Linked DNA regions of Homo sapiens: region 1 is linked to region 2. A link is a loop called in an ENCODE intact Hi-C map of the cell type or tissue named here. Cell type or tissue: Caco-2. All regions are shown on one strand. Each heading gives the region's core, and the rest is flanking DNA. Links, peaks and the distances in the headings are about the cores only.

The links. Hi-C counts contacts between places; a loop is a spot of excess contacts. Peaks named below come from ENCODE experiments on the same cell type or tissue, not always from the same donor. Only the 100,000 strongest peaks of a DNase experiment are listed, where the experiment ranks them.
Region 1: a loop joins it to region 2, with 4 times the contacts of the local background. A loop is called at or near these places in 13 of 110 quality-filtered maps.

Annotation. Positions count from the first base shown.
Region 1 is chr11:35,401,225-35,409,224 of GRCh38, forward strand. All of the region lies in intron 1 of SLC1A2 (solute carrier family 1 member 2), which reads right to left. Among named protein-coding and RNA genes, the nearest start is that of SLC1A2-AS2, 14 kb to the right of the region's middle. In Caco-2, for the core only: a CTCF peak has its summit at 3,459 (motif pointing left); DNase peaks (open chromatin) are centred at 1,557 and 3,367.
Region 2 is chr11:35,144,713-35,160,590 of GRCh38, forward strand. All of the region lies in intron 1 of CD44 (CD44 molecule (IN blood group)), which reads left to right. Among named protein-coding and RNA genes, the nearest start is that of SNORD164, 10 kb to the right of the region's middle. RefSeq lists a silencer at 6,799-7,029 and an enhancer at 7,050-7,842. In Caco-2, for the core only: no CTCF peak of the experiment used is centred there; a DNase peak (open chromatin) is centred at 7,399.

The DNA of each region.
Region 1 (8,000 bases), core at 1-8,000, 250 kb after region 2:
AGACTCTTAGTTCTCTCCTGGATCAGAAAAAAAGACCTGGAAAAGGAACAGGATTTTCTACAGAAGGGAGATTTTCCCCACAAGAGACAGCTTTTGCAGGGCATTTCAAAATATGTTGAAAATATATTTGAGGGTAAAACACTTTGATTTCTTTCAGGGCCTGTTATCCGTCATGTTGATATCTTATTGCTACAAAGAGTCTTTTTTGTCAGTCTTAAGGTCTCTTTTAATGTTAATGCTAGTCAGCTGTACCTGAATTCCAAAGGAAGGAGGGTATAATGAGAAATGTTCAACCACCCATCCTCATCATGGCCTAAACCAGCGTTTCAGGTTTGCTTTAGAATGCCCTTGGGTGAGAGGAGGGGTCCACTCCGTTGCTTGGGGAGCTTAGAATTTTATTTTTGGTTTACACGTCCTAGCTGCATACTATTTTTTTAATGTTTTATTTCAGAGATGAGCATTTTTTTTCTACACCACATGGATTCCCTTTATCCACGTACCTACTCACCTGCTGATTGTAACATTCTGTCACATGTTTCTCAAACTCATCTTGGCCTTCCAGATGCTTTAAAGTGTTGGAAACCTTAAAGCGCCATATTGGTGGGGGTAGACCCTCAGTGTTAAAGGAAACAACAGTCATCCAGTCCACCCCCTACTTCCAAGGCTCGGGCCCTCTATGATGCTCCTGCCTAGTGGCTGCCTGTCCTAGGCTTGAAATATCTTTTACTTCCTGTGCCCCCACCCAACATCACCTGAAACAATCAGTTATATTTTTAGAAAGTTTGTGAATGAATGAATGAATGAATGAGTGGAAAGTCAGGCACTCGTTGCTTGGGGAGACTTTGATATTAGAGGGTTGTGATACAATAAAAAATAAATATTTGGTCTTTGTCCCAAGTTGCTGGCACATAGCTAAAACCTTTGGGTGACTTTGGTGTGCGAATGAGATGACCAGTGGCTGGGGGCCCCTAGATAGCTTCAGGATGGGGACTGCTCACCAGAAAGACTAAGGATTAGAACTTTCAGTGCCACCCACCAAATTCCAGGGAGGGGAGAGGGGCTGGAGATTGTGTTAATCACCAATGGTCAATGATTTAATCAATCATACCTAATAATGTACCCTCCATAAAAATCCCTGAACAATGGGGTCTGAAAAACTTCAGGTTGGTGAACACATCCAGGTGCTGGGAGGGTGGCCCACCCAGAGAGGCATGAAAGCTCCGAGCCCTTCCCTGATACCTTGCCCTATGCATCTCTTTCACTTGGCTGTTTCTGAGTTGTATCCTTTATAATAAACTGGTAAATATCAGTAAAATGTTTCCTTGTGTTCTGTAAGCTGCTCTAGGGAATTATTGAACTTGAGGAGGGTGTTGTGGAAACCCCCTGAAATTAGAAATTACAGCCTGTCAGTCAGAAGTACCAGAGACAACCTGGGACTTGTGACTGACACCTGAAGTGAAGGCAACCTCATGGGACTGAGCCCTCAATCTGTAGGATAGCCATAGCCCAGGTGGATAGCATCAGAACTGAACTGACTTGCAGGACACCTGCCTGGTGTCGGGAAAGACACCACGCATTTGGAGTTAGAAGTGTTGGAAGTAAAAACAGTTATGGATTAAAAGCACATAAGAGAAAAATCTTCAAACAACCCTTCGCTAGAGCAAATACAGCACTCAAATGATCAAAGAAGCCCAGGGCCTACTTTCTAATCTTATCACCTGTGGCTCTATGGAAAAGAATTAGCAAACATACCTTTGGGTATGCACCAAGTGTTAGCAGCCTAATTTGCAAAGTCAAGAGACTGATGGATAACCCCATCTAAGCTCAACAGACTAAAAGTAACACAGTACTGCTATTCCAAGAAGAACAATGACAATCAACATTATAGGTATCTTCCAGGTCCCAGGCACTATGCCGAACGCTTCACACACATCCTGCTTTCATCCATTCCAAAACCCTATCAGGTGGGTGATATTGTCCTTATTTAAAAGATAAAGAATCTGAGTCTCAGAGAGGCTAATTAACTTCCCCAAAGTCACACAGCTACTGAGTGGTGGAACAGGAATTTTTGCCTAGGTCTTTCTGAGTATAAAACACGTCTTCTTAACTGCTGTGCAACACTGGCTCAGAAGCTGTTTTATGAAAGTATCTCCTTATGAGAATATTCTAGTGCACTGCCAGAAGGCAGATTGTCTCAAGGTCATCTGTCATCTTTACCATGTTCACTGTCACTGGTAAGAGGATTTCATGCAAGCCTGCACATGTGTGGCTGCCCTGTAGGACTGGCTACATAATGTGTGGGTCTGCACGTAATTTGGGCAAAATGAAATCTTGAGACCCCTTGTTCAAATTAAACATTTCAAGATGATAAGAGCAGAGCATTAAACCGTGGACTGCCTAAGTCGCATATCCATAAAGCAGGTCCTGCTTCCCAGGGTTCCTATGTTTATGCCCAAATAATCTAAGATTGTCTTGAAGGAGAAACCAGAAATTCTTGAGGTAAAGAACTCATCCAGTGAGCTCTTCGGCTGCATGCATTTATTTATTCAACAAATATCCTGTGATCTTATGACATGAGAAACTCAAGGATTAATTTAATGCCCCCTAACCAGAAACTAGAGCCACAGCTGGACAGAATCCTGATTTTCCTGTTCCCTAAAAGCAAGGGAACATCTTCATCTTGCTGGCTTGGCTCAGCAGCTTAGCTCAAAGGCAAAGAGGGAAAGTCCTCTCTAAGCAAACATATGGACACGTGGATCAGTCTCTGCTCCTCCACGGGCGCCTCCTAAGGCAGTGTGCCCTTTACCAAAAACACAACGTTTTCACACCTATTTTAATTTTGTTGCTTGCTTCCCATTGGGTTAAAAGCTAGACTTTGGGGGTGGCTGGTAAGTCATTTTGAAAAGAAATACCTGTTTTCATGCCTCCATTCTTGTGTTGTTGATTTTGGGGCCTTTCCAACCCTTTCCAAATGTTTTTTCAATCCCTTGAGTGTCTAGGCTTCCTGCTTTTAAGGCCTCCCTTCTAACCCAGGGTTGCCCCATTCACCTTAAAACATTTTTCAATAACCCAGAAAAAACCAGGCTGAACATACCCAAGCTCCGGAACCAGCAAATCTTGTTCGAACCCCGCTGATGACTCCCAGGGGAAGCCAAGAGGACAAAGACAAGGATGAGGACGAGGACCCAGGACCCGCTGGTGAATGGCAACTGCTGTCAACTCACTTTCAACCTCAGCCAGTTGTCCCAGGTGTAGCCTTGGCCTCCAGAGAGCTGGTCCCCGGTTGTTACTCCAGGTCACTTGGAATGTAAACAAAGTGGTTGGGCTTCCCTTCTTGGAAACCAAGACAACAGCTGGTGCGGGGCCTGGGAAAGAGGTAATTTGCCCTCTCGCTCTTCCTTCAAAGCAGCAGGAAAATCACCATGGTTCAGAGGTGTGGCTCCACAGTGCTCCCTGCTGGGCAAATTGTTCCCGGTCTGTCTGACCACTGGACAATCACGTGTGAATTTTGTGTTGAGATCTAGAGTTTACTTGCCTTGAACCCCATTGACAGTCTTCAGAGGGAGAGAGAAAGCAAATAAAGTAAAAATGAAATCTGTATATGCTTGGTTCTCGCAACTAACAATGGCTTCCCTGTCAGAGCAGACGAGAAAACCCAGCATCTCGGCTTTGACTCTACTTTCACTTCAAAAACAGCAGTTTGAGTGCCCTGGCTCTGAATCTAGGAGGATTCTAGCATTTTCCATAAGGATGATGAGGATAGCTTCAGCTGAAGACTTTCCCATAAGGCTCAGGAAGGGGATTTTATAAACTGATCTTTCATCCAATCACAGGACTCGCACTGTGAGGACTCGCAGAGTCAAGAAAGAAGATGCCAGCCATGGTTTTTCTTCTCTTATCCCACCAGGATGCAATAAATATCTCCCAACATGTCCAGTCACCAGAAAACTCCAGAAAAGAACTCCATTTCAGGAAATATAAGAATAGCTAACATTTTTATTTAGGTTGCTGGAAAACACACATACCAACTACAAGGTATTATTTCTAGACCCATACAAAACCAGAGTAAGGGAACTCTATTGAGACTGATTAAACATACTAAGTGTCTCTTTAATAGTTAAAAGATCAATTTAACAACAACGTTGTCTGCTTCTGGTAACTTTTCTTTTTCTAAATCAGTTTTCAAGCCCTGGATTTTTTTTTTTTTTTTAACTAATGTAATTGAAAAATCTGCTTTGACTTAAGAAATTCCTTCTTTGTATCTGAATATCAAATTCATTCTAGCTTCTCCTTGTTTTCCTTTACAAAGAACAATGGAAAGGAATAGACAGACATGATTCTGAGAGGAGGCAGGCATCCTGGGAAAGACAGAGGATGGGCTCAAAGATTCTTTTCTGATGAAATTTCATTGCATTTTAAAAGAACTGCAGATACAGGAGTTTGTAATTTTCCCAGACAGCTGCATGGGGACATGAATGACTGTGACAAATACATTTTTGGCTTCACAAGATGAGCTGCTTCCCAACTGATTATTCTTGTAACCTCCTTGAACCCTATTAACCCCTAGCAAAGGGTAATTATTGACTGGTAGGCAGGAATGGGGATGTTCAATTGACCACCAGAACCTTACCAAGATGACCATGACCCAACAAGCAAAAGGAAATGTTTTCTCAACCTTGGATCTGTTGCCTCCCACACCTGTTCCCTTCTGTCGTCTCTATGCCCTTGCATATCTCTTTTGCGAGGTAGACAATTCAATTATACTAACATTCATCGTGATAATGATAATAAGATGAGGCACAAAGAAATTAATGTAACCCTGATCCTCAGAGAGATACCAGGATAGTGAACAGACAGACAAGAAAACACTTAGCACACTCTGTTATGATGAGTTGCTATGAGAGAGGTCTGAACAAAGTGTAATAAGGACAGACTCCCTGGAAGAGGCACAACTCAAACATCACCTCTTCTGAGAAGCCTTCCCTCCTTCTCCAGGCTGACAAGGATGAGAATTCAGCCAACAAATGCTTACTGAGTGCACTGCATTAGGATCTAGGAGGACATGATGATGAACTAGTCTTCAAAGTGCTTACTTTGTAGATACAAACAGACAGATAAATAAAATATGTAAAAGTTGTAATTGATGCAGTGAAGGAAGCAAACAAGGGGAATGAGGTAGGACTAGGAAAGAGAGACCTATTTTAGGTGGAATGGGAAGAGAAGGCCTCTCTGGGAAATATTATTCAAGCTGAGGACCAAAGCATGCTCCAGGATCAGAGGGTGCCAGTCATCTGTGGAATGGTGGTAGGGTAGAAAGTGGTTCTGGAAAAGAGAATGCAAATGTGGGCAAGACCATGGGATATCTGAGGAACTGAGGTAGAAATTAGTAAGCTTGTAGGTTGAGGCTGAAGGAAGAAAAAAAAGGCAGGGTTAATACCAACATTTCTGGCTTTGAATCTCTAAACAGATAGAATTTACTGAGATGGGGAAACTTGGGAGTGGGTACAGATGAGTTTGTAGGGAAAAAAAAATCAAGAGTTCCATTGTACTATGATAATTTCCAGACATCTATGCATTGCACAAATGGAGACATCAGTTAGGTTGTAGGATATATGAATCTAGAACCTAGAAAAAAGGCCTGAAATAGAAACATACATTTGGGAGTTATCAGGATACATGTGCTATGCAAATATCCAGGAAGTGATTTAAAGGGAATGCAGAGCCCAAGAGGAGATTGGGATTAAAACTGGGTCCAATAAAATTTTCACAAACTATGCAAGAGCATAAATGATGAAGGGTTAAGGGAAGAAAGAGAAGAATTCCAACTAGGGAGACTTAGAAAGGACTTAAAAGGTAAATCTTAAAAAAAAAAAAAACAGCAAGCACTACTAAAATACATCCAACTCTAGCTTGCTGACTAATGAGGCTATAGAAGTAAGGACAAGCTGGCTGCCCCATCTGTCACTCTACAGATGACCAGGGTTGATCATGTGGACTTGACCATCTAGGCAGGCAGCCATTTCCTCCCTGTCCCTTCTGAGTAGTGCTCCCCTATACTGTGGGATCAGTCTCACAGAGGCACCCTGCTCTTCCTGCAGGAACCCCCAAAGTGAGCAATGAATTAGCCTCAGGTTCTAACTCTTTCCTTCATCAGTATCTTCCACGGATAATTCAAGACCTCCTCTTCATTAATCAAGCCCTTCCCTTAGCAGATGAACAGGCTTATAGCACACCTGGCCTAAAACTAAAACAACCCAACATATAATCCTGCTCTTGCCTTATCTGCTTTCCTAGTACCATCTACCTCTTGACTACCATTTATGGAAAAAAATAATTTGCATTCATTTTCTCTCCACCCATTCTCAACCCACACCAACATGGCAACAGCTGCCATCACTTTGCTGACCCAGCTCTGGCAAAGGCCAATGATGGCCTTGAAATTGACTAATCCAATGAGTACTTTTCAGTCCTTCCACGATTTGACCTCTCCATAGCATGCAGCACTGTCGGCCACTTCAAGTCACCTGCTCACTCTTGACTCCCTTCCTTACTTCTCAGCACCCTGCACCCCGCACCCCGTGAATCACCTCCCTCTGCCCATCTTCAGATACTAGAGCTTCCCAGGATGCTTCTCTTAGCCCAGTTCTTTTCTCTAGCTTCATGCTGTGTGCGGGTGAGCTCCCTTACATCTGTAATACAAATAGCACTCCATAAAGGCCCCGGCCTGTCATGACTCTAACTGCCCAGTGAACATCTCTACTGATATTCCACTCGCCACAAATGCTAAGCCAGTATGCTGAACCAAATTCACTGTCTTCTTCAAATTTAATTTCTCTCCTGAATTCCTTTTTCTGCACTTACCTCGCCCCCATTTGCTTAATCTAGAAGGCTGAGAGATGGCTTTAAGCCCTTCCACCTGCTCACACCTACTTGCACTTGGTCACCAAGTCCTTCTAAATATCCTTGGAATCTGGTAACCTATGCTCATTTCTATACCTTAATTCAGGTCATAATCTCCCACCTAAACTATTGCTGCCATCTTCTAACTAGTCTCAGTGCCTCATCCCCCTTGATATGGTTTGGCTGTGTCCCCACCCAAATCTCAACTTGAATTGTATCTCCCAGAATTCCCATGTGCTGTGGGAGGGACCCAGAGGGAGGTAATTGAATCATGGGGCCAGTCTTTCCCATGGTATTCTCGTGGTAGTGAATAAGTCTCACAAGATCTGATGGGTTTATCAGGGGTTTCCACTTTTGCTTCTTCATCATTTTTCTCTTGCTGCCGCCATGTAAGAAATGCCTTTCACCTCTCGCCATGAATCGGAGGCCTCCTCAGCCATGTGGAACTGTAAGTCCAATTAAACCTCTTTTTATTCCCAGTTTCAGGTATGCCGGGTATATTTAAGGGTTTTGCTTTTATTGTTAATAAAGCCATGTTTTTGTGTGATGGGGAAGGAGCCACTGGTCCAGAGGACAAAAGGGTAAAAGTTTTTGTTAAAAATAATTTATCTGACAGTGAATAGTGAATCATTCACACTCTTTTATTTGGCTGTTACATTCTATGTGCAAAAATGTATTTCCTAAATGTAGATTGAATGTAATCAGTGACATCTTTACCCATAAACTGGAAATATGCATAATATCGATCTGCCATGGTAAATAACAGATTTGTAACTATTAAAAACAGGTAAGGAAAGAAAAGCAAGGCAATTTCCAATGAGATTTGGTTGGCTTGCTCTACCTTCTGTTGCTCTACAATTGAGTCACTGGAATTAATTTGTTGTGCTGATAAAAACACAAACACAATGATAATCAATGTCTTGGTCTCAGAAAGCAGAGTCAACTGATGCAAGAAAATAAGGGAAAACACTCACGAAGATATAATTTGCAAGACCTTGGGTTGTGTGTACAAAAGTGTTCTTTCACCTCTGAACATATCTTAATATTTGCCAGTGGAATAGAACAGAGAAATGTCAACATATACGTACCTTTGGCTTGAA
Region 2 (15,878 bases), core at 3,594-11,593:
TCAAATATGCAAACACTCTACCAATTGATGTCTAGTGCATATTTTGACTAAATGTTTATATATTTTTCCACAAATAAATACATGACTTAATGTAATTGAAAGTCAAACACTTTTTAAAAATGCTTTTTGCATAAAGAAATTCACATCTTTACAACTCCTTAACTAGGATGGTGTCAATTAAATTAATGTTTGATTCAGGACATGTGTACTTTGGAGGTAAGTATTTCATATTCCTCCCCTCTCCATTGCTCAATTGCCCCACTGGGTGACGTACCAAGATAAGCCACATGTTTGATTCTTGTTTGCTGGATGTGGACATATGCACATTGCAGGTATGCCTATAAGTACATGCCTGAAGGATCTATGTGTGTGGTGGGAATTGGTGATGCCAAAGAATGCTAAAGACTTTCATGCCCCTTAAAGGGGAAAATAACCACAACAAAACAAATTCCAATGTATCTTCTCCTGTCTTCTGCAGCACTGGGGGAGTCCCCTGATAACAGGGATCATGTCACATTCATTTTTGTGGGCCCAGATCCCAGTAATATTGACCCATAACTGTTGAACTGCAATGAATGTCTAGAATATAAAAGTCATGATATCTATATATATGGAAGCATGCTGTCAGTATGGGCTAAGGTGCAAATACATTTATGTGTAAGTGAGAACCATGGTGATGGCTGTGTTGCTCAGGACAGGGCTGACTTGGCTGGCTGACTGCCCACCACAGGCCTCATGTTTGGTCTACCCCAAACAGTGAGCTCACCCATCTGTTTGTTTGCGGCTTTGGTGGCTGCCTGCTGTGACCGCTGGGGACATCTGGCTAAAGACAGGGTTACTAGATAGTTGGGCTGAGAAGGGAGTGGGAGCCAGTGAGATGAGGACACCAACCCCAAATTTAAGCCTCAAAACAAAAACACTCCCCAGCAGCAGCCACCTTGGGGTTCTAGTTATTTTGGAGATACTGATACGAGGTTGAGATCCTTGGGTGAGAGGCCCACACTCCTCCAACCCCCATGTCTGCTTCTGGAAGGTGGTGGCAGAGGAGAGAAGTAGAAGTACTATATGGGAGATGCGGGAGATTCTTGCCTTCTCTGTCGGTCTCTTTGGGCAATTATCAAGCTGTCATCTGACCAGATACTACCATAGCTTCTTCGGGGGCAAATCCGTAGGGAATCCTGACATCCGACGGGGAGCCACTTTGGCAATGGCAAACGGTGTCTCCTCTCCACAGAGCTTGTGATGTCAGAAATTACCCATAACTGGGGCAGGTTTTGTCTTCCCAAAGATTGTCTGCCCAGCTAGACCTGAGAGACAGGGAGACAAACACAGAATGAGGGGGTGGGTCTTGTGGGGGTGGGGAACGATGGAAACTCACAGAGCCAGATCTCCCCGAGTTTGAGTTGCACTGGCTGCCTGGGTGTGTCCTCCTGAGGTAAGTGTCCCTGCGAAGTGCAAGTGTGGGCAGACAGATCTCAGGTGGGTGGGGAGGGACTGAGTCACCAAGGAGGTGATTTGCAAAACTCAGGTCCCAGAAACTTTCAGGTCTTCAGCTTTTAAAAGTAAAGGTTAATTGCAAAACTCCGGGGTTGAGGGAAGAGATTATTCACATAGACCAGTCATTTTGAGCATCTGCTGTTGTGGCATTGCAAGTCTCCTTCGCAGTGCCTGAAAGTTCATTTGTTTTTGAGAGCTCTTACGCTTTTTCTGTTTGCATCTTTGCACAAGTTCTATGTTTCTGAGAACCCTCACCACTATTAGTAATAATAGCAAACACTTACAGAGTGTTGACCATGTACCAGCGCCATTCTAATTGTTTCCTATATACTGCCTTGTTTAATCCAAACACTGACTTCATGAAGGTGGTGCTGTTATTATCTGTCTTTTACATATGAGGAAACTGAGGCACAGAGAATTTAAGTAGCTTGCCCAAGGCCATGCAGCTGATAAGTGATGGCGCTGGGATTCAAACTCACATCTGGCTACAGAGTTCATGCTCTTTGTCACTATGTTAGAGTGCTTCTCTTGGTATATTAAGATATCGAGGCACCCTAGAAATCCAGACGATTGTACCTGGAAGTACTGTAGTTGTTTTCAAAAACTTCATTTGGGAATCTAGTTGTGGGTGAGGTCATAACATCCACTGAGCTTTTAAACATGATGTCAGAGGAAGGGGTTAGAATTGCAAAAATGAAGGAGGAGGAAGTTGTAATGGAAACTTCTGCCAATGCATATTCTGAGTTGACTCATTCATTCTGATCTCTGAATAGAAGCTCTACTCTCTTCCATGTGATGGAAAGTTGAGGATAGGGTAGGGCTGAGAGGGATGTGAATTGAGTTGTTTGTTCATTAGGATAGGATAGGGCTGAAAGGGATGTGAATTGAGTTGTTTGTTCATTATCACTTCATTATTTGTCACCTGGATGAAAGGTAAAGGTGGCTGATTAGTGTTTCTCCATCAGCTAGAACTTTGACTGGGAAATGAGCCAATCAAATAGCAGCAAAATATTTGCCCTCACCTTACAGGCCCTTGGTTCCAGGGTCTTCTCTCCACCGGCTAGAATGGATGAGGGAGGGAGAGAAACTCTGAGAAAAGAGGCTGTCAGGAGTAGGGCTGTACATATCCAGGGCACAAGGAATTTGGCAAAAGCTGGAAGTATACTATAGCCCTTCTCTCCAGCCCTAGCCTAAACCAGATGACCAGGCTTCTATTTGGCCCAGCATGTGACCATCCCATCAGGGAGCAAGAGAGTTTCCTCTGGGTACCCCTCACTGAGAAAAAAGCCACCCAGGAAGGGAGGAGGCAAGGCCCCCTGGGAACATCTGGCTCAGTCCACAGGAAGGGATGCAGGCCTTTTCCTGGGAATGAGGACTCATCCCATATTCCAGCCCCCTTCCCCCAACTTTTTTTTTTTTCAATTTTAGTGCATCTCTTTACACTTAACAGGTCTGCAGTGACTTCTAGGAGGATCCACACACCAATCGTGGAACTAGGCAGCATCTTTTTCCACTTCCTTTCCAAGATAGTAGCACGATAACAGTAAAGCCCCTTTGCAAGTGTTCACTATTATGCACATTAAGATGCCAGGGAGAGGGCTGGGAAAGGTGGCTCACACCTGTAATCCCAGCACTTTGGGAGGCCGAGGCAGGCGGATGACCTGAGGTCGGGAGTTCGAGACCAGCCTGACCAACATGGAGAAACCCCGTCTCTACTAAAAATACAAAAAAATTAGCCGGGCATGGTGGTGCATGCCTGTAATCTCAGCTACTTGGGAGGCTGAGGCAGGAGAATCACTTGAACCCGGGAGGCAGAGGTTGCAGTGAGCCAAGATCACGCCATTGCACTCCAGCCTGGGCAACAAGAGCGAAACTCGGTCTCAAAAAAAAAAAAGGTGCCAGGGAGAAATGAACAATTCCATGCAGCCAACACCTGGTCTCCTGCGTTTGGCTTAGAAGGGCATTTCTGCCCAAGCCCCCAGCTCTAGTCTTTGCACACTTTAAATGAGTAGCTACTACATGCCAATCACAGATGTTGCCTCTGCTGAGTATCCAGTCAAAAAACCAGAATCTAACAGAGCTAACTAAGCACCATCTTGCAGGAAACCAGCTGACGTCAGCTCCGCAGCCACCAGTGAGTTACTGGGCCCACATCTGCCTGCAAGAGGGGGAGGGGAATTCAGGTAACCCACAAGAGGGGATAAAAGTTCGGGGAAGAAATCTCCTGTCAAGGAGTTTGTTTTTGCAGTGGATCCTCTGCAGTGAGACTAGTTGTCTTTACAATATCATTAGAGGTCAGGTACATTCCTGTAGACTCCCTTAAGTGACTTGCTTTCTCCTATTGTTCCCCCTGAAAATTCATAAAAACCTCACAAACACATCTCCATTTAAAAAGAGAAAGTTTAAAGGATGCCATGTAATGGTTATCTCTTTTCTTTTGCCAGTGAGCATAAAAGCTCCTTAGGGAAAAGCCCAAACCCTCTATACATTTTCATATTCATGATAGCCCTGAGCGGTCAGCACAGTTCCCCAATTATAGTGGGTGCTCAATAAACACTTGGATGGCTTACTGAATTAATAATGTTTCTAGACTTGGCTAGCAAAGCCATCTCCGTTACTTATCTTTTGTGATTTTTATAGGTTCTGTCTAATTCTTTTTCTTCATTTTTTTTCTTTCTGGTCTATACAAATCTTCTTTCATTTTTCTCTATTGCTACTTGTAGCGATCCTCAACCCGCCTCCTCCCTTGAAATTTCTGTTCTCTGCACTCTCTTCAGTCTAAAGAGATCTTTCTTGAGGTTTGAAATGTTACACAAGGCAGGGGAAGTTTAGAGCTAATTGTATTTTGTCCAGTAGAACGGGGATCTGGATTTCCTATAGGTCTGGCTGCCTCTTTGTCTACACCTTTACTTCCAAATCTGGCCTCATGTATAAAAAGACCCCAAACCTTAAAATCATGTTCTCAACAATACTCAGAGAAAAATTGTTGGCTTTTTGGTCACCATGCTAGAGGAATAAAAGGGCAGTTGTTTCTTTCGGTCAATGGTTTGAAAACCTCCCAGACTAAAAATCACCTCCATATAATCAGATGCTTGGTGTGGTGTAATGAAGATGAGGAGGTCTGGCTTTGATAAGAGTCATTTAGAAGGTATAAAGGCAGTGGAACAAGACGGGAGGACCCATACACCAGTTGATTCCCCTCTTGCCACTTAACAGCAGCGTGAGCTTGGGCAGTTGCACTTGTTAAATGTCTGGAACAATACTTAGCACGTAATTTCTAAAGCTTAATGTTTAGTTCACAGAAGGTATCCCAAGAATAGAAATGATTATTATATTTTAGCTTCTCTCTATTACTGATTCACTATGTGCTGCTAGGCAAAGTATTTCACCCCCATTTACTTCTATTTTTCCATGTGTAAAATGCGAGGGTTGGATTCTAGTTGATCTGTCAAGTCCTTTCCAGGCCTCATGTTCTATAAATTCACCACTCTGTGGGCTTACTAACACCTGAGCCTCATAAAACCTAATGGAAAGAATAACACAAAACCACCATAAGGCAGTGTCAAAAAAAATTGATGCCTGATTTGTATTAAATGTCAAAAGTGAATTATTAATCCATGCCAGAAATAAACATATGGACCCAATTACACTCTAACTCCAATGGGCAAGAGTGTTGTAGGGACAAAGTGCTTTGCCCGTAGTACTTCATAGAATCCTCTAGACCATGTGGAAGGTGAGCAGATGAAGCAGCTCTGGCCAGAGAAGTTAGGAACATGTCCCAGTCACACAACTGAAACTGCAGGAAGTCAGTCCTGGGATTAACTGCAGGATCTGAACACTGTACTCTTTATATTGTACTTTAAAAACATTGCTTCACATGGCCAGAAAAGCCAACCTCTGAAGAAGAGAAAAATTGTTCCCTTCACTCTCAGAGCTTCATGAGCACCTTGGACTTGCCAGCTTTCCTCAAGCAACCCCTGTAACTTGTTGGCACAAAATTAACCACAATATTCAGACAAAGCAGTACTTACAGGGTGAGTGCTAGTATCCTATGCAACTAGGGTAGCCTGAGAATCTAGGGGAAAAAAAGCTAGACCAAACAAAAGATTATATATAATCTTTCCCCAAATCAAGGCACTGAGCAAGGCAGGCCTGAGAGATGGTGAATTTCTGCTTCTACTGAGAGTCCTCCAGACCCCCAGTAAAAATTTCTTTTCATCATAAAACCAGAGAAACTCTTGCTCAGGAAAAAGAAAGAAAAATGGAAATCATAAAGATTGCACGACTTAGGATTTTGTCAAAATGTGTCAGAGGCTATAATATAAGGCTAGTTTTTGGCATTCTGTCAGTCACTGAATGTCCTTCGTCAGATCACAGCTCCTTTTGGTTGTGCTGACTTTATACCCATCTGGAATCCACTGACCATTAGCTGAAATAAAATCCCAGATGTGCTCAGATCTCACATCCTGTGCAATGCCCTCAGTTATTGCTGATACGGTTCAGTCATCTGTCTCTCCAGCTAATCATACAGACACAGTATTCTAGGAGAAGTGAGAACCCACTCATAGCCAGGAGAGCTTCTCCCTCTCAGTCACAGGGTGACTGTGGGCAAGGTCCTTCCCCTGTTGGTTGCCTCTGTCTCCCCAGTTATAAGATGGTGACAAACTGACCAACTTAAAATTTCCTTAAAATGTATTGGCACTGTGGACAGAAATGAGGAAAGTGGAAGACCTAGTTTCTGTCCTCAGGGAGCTTACCATTTGGTGGAAATAAAGTTAAACAGGTGAAAGAATTATGCAAGAGAGCATAACCAAGTGTCAGAAGACAGGAAAAACAGACATCTCGATTGCATGTGAAGGCTTCAAGGAATTTGAGGATGAGTTGAATGTGGAAAAGAAGATAGACAGAGAGAGGGGAGAGGAGAGAAACCCAGGGAAAGGCAAAACATGAGCCAGGTGTTTAAAGTGGGGGAATAAGAATGGCTTGATTGGGGCCAGGGGAGGGGTCTGTCTGCTTGGATAAGAGAATTCATGAAAAGAACAGTGAGAGATGAGGTCGGACAGATTCCAGGCAATCAAGTAACAGTGGCACTGTCCACTGGCAGAAGATCCAATTTTTCTGCCCCAGAAACTCAGAAGTTCTCATGAATCACCCTCTCAGACAGTGCTAGACAGAGTTCAGAAGCAGGCCAGCTCCAACAGTGAGAAAGAACTTTGGCAACTTTGCCTGGGTTAGAGAGTGGCAATTTAAGTGAATCCCAAACAAGACCTACTGTGGCAATAGCAAATAGATTTTAGCTCAAGGAACATTTCCCATTGACTCCTAGAGGCTTCCCAAAATGCTGTACTAAGAAGTCAAACCTTGGCTCAGGTATGGAGAGTGCTGTGATCCATTAGTGATGTCTGCTATGGGCACAATATGAAGGATTTGACCCCCATGCATCACATGGACATCACCGTAGTGGAGCAGCAGGCTTTCTTTGTTAATGTTTCTGAGAGTTGTGTGTATAGTCCTCTGGGAGTTTAGCCATTCTAGAATCTGTCCAGCTAGCCATACTATAGACTCTATCTCCTTCTAGAACAGTAAAAAAGCAGTCTCTTGCCCAGAGGGCAGAGGTTAGTCACTTGAGCCTTTTGTTAGGATTCACTCCCATTCTGTCTTCCCATTTACCCACATGAAGTTAGATGCTGGGAGCCAGATATTTCCTGTGTTTGAACAAGGGCCAGACTTCCTGGCAAAGGGTCCCTTCTTCCCATCAGTTTCTTCAACTGCAAACTGAGAAGACAAAAGTGATGCCTCACCCGTGGTGGCGACAGGAGGAATAACTAGCTAATGCGAGGAAAGCTTTTGAAGATGAAAGGGTGGTATGTGCATGTTAATTACAACTTTTATCAGCCCTGGAGCCTCTGCATTCTCAGCTGCCACTGGAAGCTCTTCTGTGCCTCCCAAATGCAAACAGCAGCCACATTCCATGAGCTGGCCTCACTAAGTCCTGCTTAGAGCATCCAAGTCAAGAAGGTTGGATTTTGAGCTCAGGCTGGCCAGCTGGCTCACTCTGGGCCACTCAAGTTTCCCACTACTCATCCCCAAGGGAAAAAGTAGGCTAGCTACCTGGGCAGGTAAGATAAGATAGAACCAAGGTATAAACAAAAGGCTCCATCAAAAGTCTACCAGAAATAGCCCCTGGGTAAGATTAGGACACTCTGCTCTAATTCCCACCCTGTGAAAGCCTAATTGTTTGACCTTGGGCTATTGGCTTTATCTGTCTAATGGTTCAATATACTGTGTGAACCATTTGGGGATAATAATCCCTCTGCCTCCCCTAGACCTCTCCACCTTTGCCTGCTGGTGTGAAAGTGTTTTGTGCTAGTAGGCAGAAACACGTGATATAAAACTACAAGGTCCTATTATTACCTAGGATAACTTTCGCCTCTATCTATGTCTCCTGTTGCTGGTTGACCCCAATCATTGAAACTGTATTCTTTGGAATGCTCAGCAGTCTCCTCCAAGCTGCCATTCCCTCCTTATCTAGGTGGGCCCAGTATTGGCTCAGGCTTCTTGGTTGTGCCACTTCCTAAGGCTTGCAAATGCATTCAGCCTGCCCTTGCTCTCAGTGCCAGCTCTCAGTGCCCTTGCTGGGATAACTCAATAAAGGGCTAGAGGTGGGAATGGGATAATCATCAGATGCTTTGCTAGTGCTGACGGGACAGCTTAGAAGGTATAAACTGAGCTGGGCCCATGCAGCAACACCAAAATATGTGTTCAAAGAGGGAGAAGAGGAGAAAAAGAGAAAGGAAGTTATCGTGGTCTGATAACAGGGCATGTCAGAATGGGAAAGGGTGTTAGGAATTATGTAGCCAACTTGTTTGATTGGAAAGATAAGGAAGCCTCAAGGGCTGCAAGTGACTTTCCCAAGGTCACAAAACTAATTGGTGGCAAAACCGTGGTCTTCTGACTTGTCCGGTTTCCTTTCATTTTATCCTTTGAGACGATAAAGGAGAGGACACTAACTAAACAAGAAGACAATGATCTGATCAGGACAAGAAGACTTGGAGTACAAAATGAGAAGAAGATAATAGGGTAATGGATTTTTTAGTGGCACAGTGGGAAATGGCGTAGGTGTTTACACTGCACTGGAGCCCTCACTGTGCTTGGAACTGGTTCCCTGTGCACAGTCTTGCACACCCATATTTGGTATTTTTTTATCCTTTTTGACTTAATGAGCATTTGGAAACCATAAGGCCCACAGCAACCTGACCTTTGACTTGCCCAGACTCTCTGAGCAATTTTGTGAGTTGAGTCAACAATCAATGGTTTTCAAATTATTCAATTGTTCACTCAACGCATACTAGTTGAACACCAATATCTGTGCTCTGCTAGGCACTGGGGATACCACTGTAGACAAGAGAGGCATAGTCTCCTCTCTCCTGGAACTTACAGTCTATCTGGAAGACAGACAGTAAACAACTAATGATGCCTTTGTTTAATTACACTTGTGGTAAGTGCTATGAAGGAGAAGCACTGGATCTTGTGAGAGCATAATAGGGAGATCTCATCTGATTTAAAGCACCAGGGAAAGCCTCCCAGGACCTGTTGGATGAATAGCAGTAACCATGTCTCCAGGATCCCCACAATTCCTTGAGGACCCTTGTTGTCAGACTTCTCAGAGCTGTACCAGCCCTCTCACTGTCTCACCATTGGGTCTTCTGAGTAAGAAAGCAAGAAAAAAAATTTTACTCCTCAAAATTCTGAAAGCAAGTGGTTTATCATGTCTGCCCTGTAATAGTGGTGGGAAGAAAATCATGAGAACCTCTAAGCTGACTCAGGATTTTAGAAGCACACATTTGGGGAGAAGGGAAACAAAAATTCTGGAGAAGCAAAAAGTGTCATATGGTATAGAAGTTATTTTAAGCTACTGGGGAAAATTCATAATTTACTTAGGGATCTTGAGTGTCAAGCATTGGTTTAGAGACAAATCTTATCCATTTCGTTGAAAGTTCCTTGATCTTGTGGCTGAAGCTTGGGCCTAGGGTTTTATTAGTGTACATTTAGGGGATGGTTTACAGGGTGTCTTTCAAGGTCATACAGGTGCCTCTTTTGGGGTCAGGCAGGAGGAATAGGACAAACTCTGGGATACGAATGTACAACCATTTGGCTCCTAGGGCCTCAGTCCTTTAGCTCCTTGCTTCTGGTGACTTCTTGGAGACAAGAGTAGACTTTTTCAGAACAGCGAGATAGTTGTGCTGACAAAACAAAAACAAAAACATCATTTAAGATGCCTTCAGATGCAAGTACATGTCATAATAGAAATATTTAAAAATTAGTAGAGTATAGGCACTAGCTAATTCAAATGCTTGGTTGTAAACAACTATGTCTTGTAAATGAGAATAAAGTTTATTCTCTCAATGACGATGATAACATCTTTCTCACTCACTTTTACTCAAATTGGCTTTATTGGGCAGGAGAGACAGAGATGGAGTTATAGGTATCATGATTGAACTTAAGCTACAACCCATCTATGCATCAAACCATCATGTGTCTCGTGTGATTGTTATCTGTTGTGTATATTTTGGTATATCCCTATCTGTACATACCAGCTGAATATTTCTGTAAGTAACAGAACAATCAGCTCTCATAAAATATTACCTCCCAGGGCAAGAAGTCTGGGATGATTCCAGGAAGTCAATGATATTATCAAGACTCAGGTTTATTTTTCCAACTTTCAATTCTGCCACTCCCAGTGTCTTCCTGCAATTTAGCACCCCTCATGTTCCTAAACTAAATCCCACAGTTCCAGGCATCCTAGGAAAAAAAAAATCAATATTTAGCAGCAGAAGAAAGAGTGTATATTCACAAACATCTCTTCTAAAATTGGAGGAGCGGCTTTTTGGGAAGTCCTTAATTGACCTCTCCTTATTTCTCATTGGATGAATGGGGTCACATGCCCACACCTAACCAATCACTGGCAAGAAGAGCTTGGACCACAGTGCTTGACTTAGACCAATCATGATCCACCCACTGGAGCTGGGATTTGAGGTCTCACCTGTCCTGAAGCACAAATTCAGGGTTTCTGAATAAAATTGCACTTCAGGTAGAATAGAATAACTTTTTTTGCATTGGTAACAATGTGGGCTACAATGAGTAAGGGAGTCCATTTACCTGCTAGAGTTGTGGTTTGAGACTATTTGGGCTAAGGAAAGAAGGCAAAGCTAAGTTTTTGTGCCTCTGTGCCACACCCTCAACCTTTTTCTGAAAAGACATGCCTCATGGGTAGAGCTCACATGGGGGACACACTGCAGTTTGAGGTTTAGATGGTCTGTGGCTTATACTCAATGATAATACCTAAAACTTTATCCTTTCCTGTCTTCTACAAAAGAGAATTATATCAGGGAATAATCTTAAATCTGTTATAATTTACAAGAAATAGCCAGTCTTCTGCACACTTGAGTACTTTATTATTAGAAACTCATTACTTGCAACCCATCTCAGCACTGTTGGAGCTACACCATGCATGAGGACCGCTGCTCTAGAGTCATCCATTAAAAAAGAATTCCTACGAACCTGAATGAGCATTTCTTTCTCTAAATTATGAGATGATGACCCTCAAGGGAAATGGCCGTCTTCCCTTTTCTACTGCACTCTTAGAGTGCATTAATGTGTGTGAAGTGTTTTCGGTTCCATTATCTAAAGCAGCCCTCATATTAACATCGTGGTTGGCATTACTGGCCTCCTGTATGGGATGAAAGTTTAATGACTTCTGCAAGGTTATGAAAGGTCAAGATCACAGCTAATTAGTGCAAATTCAGGATTTGAATTCTAGTTTCTACCCCAGAGCTGATGTCCATGTCACCATGGACATCATTTGCTCCCAATATACCTGATTTACTTTCAAGGGGTCTGGAATTGACTATTGGATTTTATATTAAAAATTGCTCTTTCATAGGCAGGAAAAAGTCCTTCCTAATAGTTTGAGTCCAAAGCTTAAGGGTCTAGCATCTCAACTTTTTAATGAACCCAAAAATGAACAGGAGGGTTTTCTGAGCCAGTCCCCTGCCTCCACACAGTTAGCTCATGAATCCAACATCATGGGAGGAAGTCTTCAGGATTTTGTTTCCCATTCCTTTTTTATCACCTAAATATAGTTAAAGGATTTGTGATGACTGCATCCAGAGATGTTTAAAAATGGACCTGAAGGATGTGATTGTGTCTTAGGCAGGAAGGGTGCCGGTTCTTTTCAGTATCTAATGATGAACGATCTAAAGGAAATGGATTCTAAACCATTTGATTCTAAACCAAAATGGTGTATGTTTCTTTTGAGGGTGAATTTCCTGATCATGAGCCTTGTTGAGCATTAGACTGGCCGGCTGGTTCCTAATCCATCCTTCAGTTCTCAGCTGCAGTGACATTTCCTTAGAGAGACAGATCTCCTTTGGGGACAGCACAGGACTTGAGAAAAAAGGCTTCCCTTTCCACTGAGCTTGGCTCCAACTACACCTCATGTGTCTGTTACATTTATCATGCTGTGTTGTCAACTTGTTTAATGTCTGTCAGTGGCTCATGCCTGTAATTCAGCACTTTGGGAGCCTGAGGCAAAAGACTTACTTTGACAGCAGAGGTTTGCAGAGGTTGCTGGGCAACATAGTGAGACCCTGTCTCTACAAAAATATATTTTTAATTGGCTGTGCATGGTGGCATGCACCTGTAGTCCCAGCTGCTCAGGAGGCTGAGGTGGGAGGAGTGCTTGGGCCCAGGAGTTTGAGGTTACACTGAGCTAAGATTGTGCTACTGCACTCCAGCCTGGGTGATGGAGCCAGACCCTGTCTCTATTAAAAATTAGGAAAAGAAATAGCCTGTCTACTCTATTGGTCCATAACCTCTATCGAGACAGTGACCTTGTCTGCTTTATTCAATGCCTGGATCTTTTCCTAGCACAGTGCCCAGCACATGGAGACACTGAATTTGGATTCTCCTTTTTGAAGTCCCCATATCCACTTCAGTATTGGGGTGATTTTGATGGGATTGTGACTTACCATGGTGGATGCATCCTGTGAGTTCCAAACTCAACTTCTTAAAAAACCTTGTCTATCATCTATCCATCTATCTGTCTGTCTGTCTATCTATCTATCTATCTATCTATCTATCTATCTATCTATCTATCATCTGTCTGTATTCTATGTTCCATCTATCATCTATCTGTCATATATCTATCTCTATCTATTAATTATCTCTATCTTTATCTATTTATATCTATCATCTATCTGCCATATATCTATCTCTATCTCTTAATTGTCTCTATCTTTATCTATTTATATCTATCATCTATCTATATCTATCATCTTTTAACCTATCTGTTTCTATTGGAATAAGAGACAAGTGCTTGAAAAGCAGAGGAGAGTCAATACACAGGCCACATCTTCTCTCACTCCCTCCTTCCTCCTCATAGCTGTGAGCCACCCCAGTCCCTGTACCTGCTTCCTTGGCTGGCATCATCTAAGAAATCATCTCTTCCACAGTTTCCTGCAAGGGCATCACCCCAAGGGAAGCTGAACACATGCAACATCTGCCCACTCAGGATAAGTGTGAGGGATAAGGAGGAAACATTTTTCCTCTAGAGACAGGACTGTTGGGGCAAGGGCTGGGGAAGCAAGACATGGATACTCCAGGCTACTTCTTGCTGGGGCTGAGGGGAGTGCTCGGTGTGGCTCCCCTCTGGGACGTGTTTAGGGCAGCTCTCTCGCCTCTGAAACAAGCCTCATCAGATCATCCCCAGGCTTCCTTCCGCATAGTTTCTGATGATATAGGAAAGGAGCCCGATTATCTGTTTGAGCTTCCTGTTCTTTGTATTGTTTGGAAGGCTAAAGTCAACAGCCACTTTTGTATTCTGCATTGTTTGCGTTGTTAAAAACTCTGGAAAACTCATCTGGTTTCTTCTCCAAAAGTAGCTTCCCAGAGCCCTGGGAGACACTCAGAAATAAGATCCTTTTCAAATAGGCCAGCAGGGACCAGGGTCTCTCAGAACCAGCTTTCCTATCTTCTTCCAAAGGCCGGAATTGAGAAGGTTTACTCCAGCCCACATAATTGAGTCTCTGGGCTGTCAAGGACGCATTGGGGAGTTTGCTTCTGGTGTGCTGGGTGCTTAGAAAGCCGTATGAATTGCAGAGATAGAGTTGGGTTCCAGTTCTGCCAGTCACCAATTATGTGGCCTTAAGCAGTTTACTTAACTTTTCTGAGCCTCAATTTTCTCTTCTCTAAAATAGAGTTGTAATATACCTATGGCTTAGAGTTGTGTAAGGACTGACGCGATCACAGACTTGAAACCCTTGATAGAACGACTGGCATGGAGTAAGCATTCAACAGTCATAATTAAGGTCATTGTGATGATTACACTTGGGGCCTCTCCATTCACCATTTGCCCCAACTGTGTTCCTGCTGCACTTGAAAATGATTCCAGCTGCCTCTGGAAGATTTTCATCCCATTTCTGGGAAAAACATTAGCCAATAAACTCTCATTGAATTTGGCAGGGCGGGCACACCAGCAAGCTGACACTATGTGCATACAGGCTTCCTGGAACAACTGTTGCTGAGCAAATGAAGCAGCATGGAATGTTCCGGGAAGCAGGATTATTGCTGTAGCTGGTGAAAGTGAACTGGGAAACGCACTCCAGGTCCTGTCTTTACTTGCACAATTACAGTCAATCCCCAAGGCTGCTTGTCTCAGCAGGATCAGCCTCTTCCTGCCTTCTGTCCTGGCAGTGGGTGGTGGGGCTGGAGGAAGAAATGGTGTTTTCCTCCCTCTCCCATTGCAATTGTTTCCTTACAGTGCTGTTCTCTGAGGCCAGAGAACAGAAGGGCTCTTTCCAGAGGCAGTTTAACAGAGTAGCTTCCTTTTCATTCTGAGAAGTTTGGAGTTTCCCAGAGTCCACTTCCTCCCTAGAAGCGCAAGCTTGGAATTTCTTGGTTGCCAATGAGGTGCCAGCTTCTGAGTGCATAAAGTGTGTCCATCGTTTTTAATCAATTCTCTCATCTCCAAAAATACCTTTAATTGCCTTTAGCTGCTTAGTTCTGCTGTCCTCTAAAGAAAACAAGATCTGGCCACTCCCAGCCACACCTCAGAAGTGAGTAAGGCTTTTGCACCTTTTAATAGGAGTATTTACATGTGTGTCGGTTTCTCATCTGCTTTTAATTTCATTAGAGTGTGATTTTGGACTGTTGTTTGAGATGAAAGAGCAGATTATCAAAGTGCAGATGATTTTTTCATGGTGCAAACACATCATAAATTAGAAACTATGAGACCCCTTTGCAGCGGGGAAGACTGGGGCCAGTCATCCAAGGTTTCATCTTCCTGTAGGAGAAGGGAAAAAAAACGGACATTTATTAACTATCTGTTATGATCCAGACTCTCTACTGGTGCTTTTTGTATATTTATTCTCTAACTCCCATCAACTTCTCTTTGAGAGAGGCAGCAAATGACAACTGAATAAATGAATGGCTGAATTTCATCAGAGCCAGTTTACAGGCAGAGAAACTGAGGCTCATAAAGCGGACGTAACCTGCCTGAGATGTCTCAGCTTTTATATGGTGGGGCTGGAATTCAATTCAGAGCTCCTTCTCCCTTTTAACACTACACTGCAAGTTCCCATTCAGCTTCATGGGATTAATCCTGTTCTTCTGTCCCTAGAATGGAGCCTTGAAAGTTCAAGGTGTCTCCTTTTCCTAAGAAACTGGATTTTTCTGGCTCCTTGAGAATTGAGGAGCTCAAAACAATTGAGAACTCTTGGGAGGCATCTTCAGGAAAGGAGGTGGTGGAAACTTTCCTCTCCTCACTCTCCCCAGGGGCAATGGGGCCTCCAAGGCCATCAAAGATCAAGGTGCCAGGTGGGGGATGCCTCCCAGCTTCCCATTCATTTTTCAGTTGGGGGCCACTCAGCAGCTCCTCAGGTGAGGATTGTCTCAGAACTGAAGAATGGTTCAAATTGGCCCAAGATGCTGAAATTTATTGCAGGGATCACTGGGACAGTGTGTAGCAATTTAGGAGGCTTCTCTCTAAGGGAATCAGTAGCTGCTGCATTTCTCTTAATTGAAACCACTCTTTCCCTCCAGCTTCGATGGGGCAGGTTCTCATATCTGCGTGCTGAAAGGCGTTTATTTGGTGTATTCTGAGAGCAGGATGCTGGTAACACTTTCTTTTGTGTTTTGCCAATTGTTTCTTTTTACTGGCTAGTCCACCCTGTCTGACGCATTCATTATACCATAACCACCTTGACACCAGAGTGAAATGCCATTTCTCTGCAGGTAGGAGAGAGTCACACGGATTCCTTGAGTGTTTGTAGCGTAAGTGAGAAAGATATGTAGCCTTCTTCTAGAGGCAGAGGGATGGGTTG